Regions from separate parts of the Homo sapiens genome. Here region 2 is linked to region 1. Evidence: chromatin contacts called from ENCODE Hi-C or POLR2A ChIA-PET data. All regions are on one chromosome and are shown on one strand. Each heading gives the region's core, a stretch centred on a gene start or an enhancer-like site at or near the end of the contact. The rest is flanking DNA. Distances are from core to core; before and after follow the strand shown. Region 1 holds the start of COG3 (component of oligomeric golgi complex 3). Region 2 holds the start of RUBCNL (rubicon like autophagy enhancer).

The links. Hi-C counts contacts between places; a loop is a spot of excess contacts on that map. ChIA-PET counts read pairs that join two places held with the same protein, here RNA polymerase II (POLR2A). Pooled maps may share reads with other maps.
Region 2: a pooled map shows a loop between it and region 1 (4-fold over the local background). The contact joins the promoter of RUBCNL here to the promoter of COG3 in region 1. A Hi-C loop is called at or near these places in 1 of 50 pooled maps. POLR2A ChIA-PET finds 5 or more read pairs at or near these places in 2 of 52 experiments (GM12878 and activated T-cell).

The regions. Positions count from the first base shown.
Region 1 is chr13:45,463,438-45,467,055 of GRCh38, reverse strand. COG3 (component of oligomeric golgi complex 3) reads right to left here and starts at 2,117. Exons shown (of 23, transcript NM_031431.4): 1 at 1,846-2,117. The coding sequence starts at 2,019.
Region 2 is chr13:46,385,086-46,388,524 of GRCh38, reverse strand. RUBCNL (rubicon like autophagy enhancer) reads left to right here and starts at 1,273. Exons shown (of 15, transcript NM_025113.5): 1 at 1,273-1,391. RefSeq lists enhancers at 497-606, 627-726, 757-1,036, 1,417-1,506.

The DNA.
Region 1 (3,618 bases), core at 868-3,367:
CACACCATCCTATCTGATTTTCCTTATATTATGGACCACCATCTGAACATACCTTCTTTGTTCTTTTTTTCCATGTTCATGATCCCCACAATTATGTCAGCTCTATGAGGCTAAGGATCTCATCTTTCCTATTTATCTTTCTATCTTCAATACCTAACTCAGAGTAGGGACATAACATATGTTAAAGACTGCATGTGGCTAATGATAAATATGGAAGAATGGGGTGAAAATGAAAGATTCCATTTAGTTCATTCCAAACGTTCTCCTTCATGCTCAATGAGAATAAGAAATAATAGTTTATGACCCATGACAATGAAAACAAATTTTTTTGTAGAATATGTATCTCCCCCATCACACCCTCAGTGCTATTAAGTCCAAGCATCCTGCTGCAGTAGGAGCCAAATCAATTATAAACAGACTGGAAAATTTATAGAGCAAACAACTTTTATTATCCAGGGTATAAAAGAGTTTGATAGCTGAGCCAAAGAAATTTCCACCTGCGCCTTCATTGATTTCAGATCCACTTCCGGTACCATATCCTAGAGGTGGAAAAAGAAACCCAAGAAAGAACGCCTATTTGATGGCTGAGCATACAACAGTGAATGTGAAGAGAACGTTTAAATCAAATCTCTAAAGTTGGAGGACAGAAAAAGTTGAAGACTCTAAACTCAATCTGCATTTGGACACAATTCCAAATCGTATAAAAAGAATGCTTCAGGCCAGGCACGGTGGCTCACGACTGTAATCCCAGCATTTTCGGAGGCCGAGGCGGGCAGATCACTTGAGGTCAGGAGTTCGAGAACAGCCTGGACAACAGGGCGAAACCCCATCTCTACTAAAAATACAAAAAATTAGCCGGGTGTAGTGGCAGGCACCTGTGATCCCAGCTACTCGGGAGGCTGAGACAGGAGAATCGCTTGAACCCGGGAGGTGGAGGTTGCAGTGAGCCGAGGTCACGCCACTGCACTCCAGCCTGGGCGACAGAGCGAGAGAAAAGAATGCTTCCAACATCAAAAGTAACCATCACCACTGCTTATATAAAATAATCCTCCTAAACCTGGCCCTCAAAACTGGAAAACGTTTGTCAAACATCTGACAATTCATGTTACTTCCTGCTATTACAACTAATTGAATTGAATCACACAAGAAGCAGTAGTGCATAATATCCTAATGGTAAGTGGATTAAACACATTGACTCTAACACCGAAAACCAGCACTGCTTAATAATGTACTGAGCCAACTTTCAAATAAAATTCATTTTTATTGCTTTGCAATAGGTGAAATAAATCTGATCTCCCATAACTTGCACTTGATTGAGAGCTCATAGTTCAATGTGCGATAAATGAAACTCACTCAGGACCAAGTTTTGGTCTCCCCAAGACCCCCATGGACAAAGCAACCTAGGTGAATCATTAAGGCGGTAAACGAGCACGCGCTGGAGACTGTCCTGCAGCACAGCACCTCGGGTTGACTGCCTCTCCTTCTGGGAGAGAGTGGGCAGCAGGATTACGCCTCGGCTGACAGGACGCCTCGTCTGGGGCAAAACGTTCGGTGCAAGGCTCCGGGCCAACCGTCCCATGCTGCTGGGGGAGGACTGGGTTCCGGCGAGCACCAGCTGCAGGACACCCCCACAGCCGTCCCCAGGCAGAATTAGAGTCGGGGTCGCAGGCAGAGCGAAGCCTGACAGCCTGGGAGATGAGGCCCCTCCCACCGGATCCGCCACCATGGCCAGGGAGGAGTGGAGAGATATCCTGGGCAGAGGCTAGTGAGGCCGGGGTCCTGCCGGGGCGCCCGAGGAGAATCCCAGCCCCATCGCCCCGGCCCGGTTCCTGCCCATCACCTCACCTCAGCTGGCACCGGCAAGTTCTCTGCCGCCGCCTTCAGCTCCAATACCGAGTCCGTCTGCCTGTCGGTCAGCGGCGCCGTCGTGTCCGGTCTCCGATCCCAGAGAGCCAGCTTTTCCCTAGCGTCCCGCTCCGCCGCCGCCTCAGGCAGCAGCAACAGCGCCGCCTCCGCCATCGCCGCCGCCCTCGCGGCCTTCAGCAGCAGCGAGATGGAGGGGACCCCGACAGAGAGACCTGGGCCACTTCCGGGAGAACCGGAGCTTCCAACACTGCACCGGCGGCGGGGCGGGACGGAATGCCCTGACCCCGGAAACGGTTCCGCAGTGTGGGGGGCGGGACCGAGGCCAGTACCGACGTGGCTTTAAATGGGTACGACTATTTCCGGTTGAAACGTAGAAGGTGGAGAAGACAGGACCCAATGGAAATAGAAATGCCCCTACCGGAAGTCTTTTCCTCAACATCAATAACTTTATTGTTACGTGTTGTACAGATTATTGACAACTGCGCTAAATCACCCTGCCGGCAGGAGACTTGGATCTACACCTCTCTGCTTACAGCTGGGTAGTCTGGGTAGAATGTGTGGAGTGTATGATTTCCATGTTGGCATGTTGACAATTTATGCCTCTTGGATCAAAACCAAAAGCATAAACTTTTCCAACATCCAGTAATTCCCCTACTAGAAAACTAATTTACGGAAACACATAAAAAATTCAAAGATGTGTGTATCTCAGACATCATTAATGGTATCAAATAACTGGAGACAACCTAAATGTCCAACATTGAAGAACTGGATCAAGAATTTGTGGCACAGACCAGGCGCGGGGGCTCAGGCCTGTAATCTCAGCACTTTGGGAGACCGAGGTGGGCGTATCACCTGAGGTCAGGAGTTTGAGACCAGACTGGCCAACATGGTTGAACCCCGTCTCTACTAAAAGCACAAAAATTAGCCAGGCGTGGTGGCACATGCCAGTAATCAGCCTGAGAGGCTGAGGCAGGAGAATCTCCTGAACCTGGAAGGTGGACGTTGCAGTGAGCAGAGATCTTGCCACTGCATTCCGGCCTGGGCATCAAGTGAGACTGTCTCAAAATGTATAATAATAATAATTTGTGGTACAGACATGTAATTCTACTCTACCATTTAAATCATATTGTAGATTTGAGCAACAAAATAAATAATGATAGTATTGGATCATAATTTACAGAATAAAATAAATACCCATGAGTCCATACTGCTATAAATAAACGATTGAATAAATAAATGGTGGAGAACAGACAATCTTCTACAAGTTATGGAGGCCTCTTCCTGCTCCTCCCTGGAGTCAAGGCAGGTGGAAACAGCTTCGTAGCAATTTTGACCATTGTCTGGGTAAAGTCTGAAGGCTTTATTCAGGCTTTATAGCACAAATCAGTGCCTGGCTATGTTCCCAAATGAAGGCTCTGATCTTTTAAGAGCAGAATTTGAGACCGGGCGCAGTGGCTCACACCTGTAATCCCAGCACTCTGGGAAGCCGAGGTGGGCGGATTACCTGAGGTCGGGAGTTCGAGACCAGCCTGATCAACATGGAGAAATCCCGTCTCTACTAAAAATACAAAAAAACTTAGCTGCGCGTGGAGGTGCATGCCTGTAATCCCAGCTACTCGGGAGGCTGAGGCAGGAGAATCGCTTGAACCCAGGAGGCGGAGGTTGCTGTGAGCCAACGTTGCACCATTGCACTCCAGCCTGGGCAACAAGAGCTAAACTCTGTCTCAAAAAAAAAAAGAATAGAATTTGAAG
Region 2 (3,439 bases), core at 24-2,523, 920 kb before region 1:
TCCTTCCTTTCTACTTTTCTTTCCTTCCTTCCTTCCTTGGCTTTGGTTCCTTCCTTCCTTCTACCTTCCTTCCTTCCTTCTTTCCTTCCTTCCTGGGCTTAGGTTCCTTCCTTCCTTGGCTTAGATTCCTTCCTTCCTTCGCCCTTCCTTCCTTCCTTTCTTTGCTTTCCTTCCTTCCTTCCTTCCTTGGCTTAGGTTCCTTCCTTCCTTCCTTCCTTCTTCCCTCCCTCCCTCCCTTGGGTTCCTTCCTGCCTGCCTGCCTGCCTTCCTCCCTCCCTCCCTCCTTCCCTTCTTCTCCTTTCTGTTTTTTTTTTTTTTTTTTTTTGACAGTCTTGCTCTGTCGCCCAGGCTGGAGTGCAATGGCGCGATCTCGGCTTACTGCAACCTCCGCCTCCCGGGTTGCTCCTGCTTCAGCCTCCCTAGTAGCCGGCATAACAGGCACCCGCCACCACGCTCGGCTAATTTTTATATTTTTAGTAGAGACAGGCTTTCACCATGTTGGCCAGGCTGGTCTCGAACTCCTAACCTCAAGTGATCCATCCGACTTGGCCTCCCAAAGTAGGTGCTGGGATCACAGGCTTGAACCACCGCACCCGGCCAGAGCTTAGGTTTCTATTCGTGACAACTTTCTGTATTGGTTGGCAGGTTCTCCTAGCACCACCATGATCTCAGGACTAACCACTGCACACCCGTGATGGGATTCCAAACCTTCGCTGCAAGAGGACAAGGTGACGAGTTGCTGACAGTGAAGGCTAAACTAACGCGGACAGTGAAGTGCTACATGAGTCGGACTCAGACTCCAGGTGAAGCAGCCAGCAGAGGTCAGAGAGAGACAGCTCACGTTCCGGGTAAGTTGCAGGTCGATTTCAGGGCCGACTCATCCAGATTACTCATTCTTCATTTCAGGCAATTGTATGACTGCTAAATACTGCTGCTGGGGGCATCTGGGGTTGGGAAGTCATTTCTGCCAGGTCTTTGACCCCTGAAAGCGTCGTTGCGTCTCGCGCCGCGGGTAGGCAGGGCGGGATTTCTAGGAGGACCGGCAGAGGCGCGCATAGGTGCGTGGTGCTGGGCCCGGGCGCCGCGGCACCGGTGTAGGAGCGCGCATCTCCAGAGTTTCTTCCATCTGGGCGACGTCTCGGTGCCTGCGGCGGGAACGGCGCTTTGCTTCCCTGAGGAGCTTCTAGAGAGCTACGGTGGCCCCCGTGTGGGAGGCGGGGGGCGTGGCGGCGTCGGGGCGTCGCTGTCCCCTCCTCGGTAGCTCTCCTCCCTCCCCTTTCTGCTGTTACCGGGAGCGCGGTGGCCACGGAACGCTGCCCGGAGCCGCGCGAGGGAGGACCCGACGCGCGGCGTTTACCCAGCGCAGCGTTCCACCGCTCGGGTTTGGCTGGGTGAGGCTGGCGGGGCCGGGGGCGAGATGGGAGCGGCGCGGGGTGGAGAGGGTGGTTGGAGAAAGGGAAGGGAGGGCCGCGGGAGAGGTTGGATGGTGGAAGTGGCGCCAGAGAGGTTTGTGCCCAGCAGAGACACCCAGGTATCTTAGGGTCGCTCAGAGCAGTGTCGGGGACCCCTTGGAGACAGTAGGAAGGGGCTCCTCGCGGGGTGGCGGATTTCTATCCGGTTGACTTTGTAGAGTGAGGTTGACCCTGTGTTCGGCTTGGGCCGGGAAGGGCGCAGAAGCGGGACCTCAGGACACTTTTACGCAGGGCGATTCTCAGAGACTACAAAGCCTGCGCCCTGCGTCCTCCCAGGCGCAGTGTTCTGGGATCAGTGTCTTTTCTCTGTTTTCGTCCTCAACACAGCCAAAGTCGTGGATATGTGGTGACAGAAAAACATTTGGCTACATAACTGAGCTAGGCTGGAGTGTGAAATCGCGGCGTGTTATTTGGTCCGGGCGCCCTACATAGCAACCCCCACTCTTCTCGCCCCCAACCCCCCGCCACGCCGGACACGGTCAGGCGGGCGTTCCCCCAACCCGCCCCTTGTGAAGTCCACCTGCTGAGACTGATACAGATCCCCTGCGAACTTGATGCTGTCCGCTTGGAAAACGTGGAGAACTTTCAGAGGAGGGGTTATTTCGCCTTGAGTGAAAATTAAGACTCAAAGGAAAAGGTATACTCAAGAGCTGCCCTTACTGGGTTATTTCTGTGGAATTTGGAAGGATCTTTGAATTGAAGATGTGGTGGGAGCGCGCAGAGAACAGAGAATCCGTAAGCTTGAGTTTCTTAGACCCAGTTTCTTAAAGCCAAAGTAGCGGGGAGATCTTGGCAAGTCAAGAAACCTTCTTGAACTTCAGTTCCCTTGCCTCAGGGGGAGAATACTCCAGCCATACCCCACTGTGTGGTTTAGAAGGTTAATGGCCTGGAGGGAGGGAAGTGTTTTGAAGCCTATAAAGTATCCTGTGAAGGTATCACCACATTGCTGCCCACTGAAACACTGCCGGCCGCCGACAGAACTTTGTTTGGAGCCGAGTTAAGACAGCATCTTTATGGCAGTGCTGGGGTTTTCGTGATTACCGGTCCAGAGTGTCAGGACACCTCTGTTTCTCAAACCCCAGTTTCTGCACTGCCACATGAAACTGCTCATTACTGAGTGACAGCAGAGGACAGGAACTTTGCCTTCTTCATTAACTTCTTTAGGGCCTTTACAAAGTGGGAGATGGTAGGAACTTTGATGAAAATTGAGGGTCATAGCCTTGGAGCGGGGTGAGGGGTTAGATTTGACTGGACATAGTCTTCATGCAACCGTTTAACAACAAAAACATTGTTGGCTGAGTTCTTGTTTTTTGATACAAGGAACATTCTGTCGGAGCCAAGGTTAAACATCCAAGAGTAAACGTTTGTTGGTTTTTTTTTTTTTTTGCATGATCTTTAGAGGATAAGTAAAAAACTAAAGAAAGGCTGCATTGCTTGCTGACACATTTTTTCCCCACCCATCTGAAGGCACACAAATAATAGCACTGGCAAATTTGAATAGTTTCCCTTGTTACCAAATCTACGTTCTTATTTCTAATATGGAACGATTATTTCTAGTATGGAGAGAAATATGGAATTTCTAATATGGAAGATTTAGCATGGTGTGTCATTGTAAAAATTTAGGCAGTTCTTGGATAAGTATGTCCAGCCTTCCAGAGACTATAAGTGTAGTAATATTAGTGCCTGTTAGTCATATTGTGTATCTTCCTGATACCCAATTAGATCTCTGATTGTTTTTTCTTTTTAATTAAAAGGAGCTGAAAGATGACTCAGTTAAGAAGCTGGAAAATAAAACCAGGTCTCTGTAACTGTGCTGTCTTATTCTGAACTGAAAGTCTTTCTGCAATAATAATGATGGTGATAATAAAGCTAACCTTCATAGGACATTGTGTACCAGACTGATACACGTGCTACAATTCTGTTCGTTCTCACACCATCCTTCATGGGGGAGGTTAAGAGCATTGCTC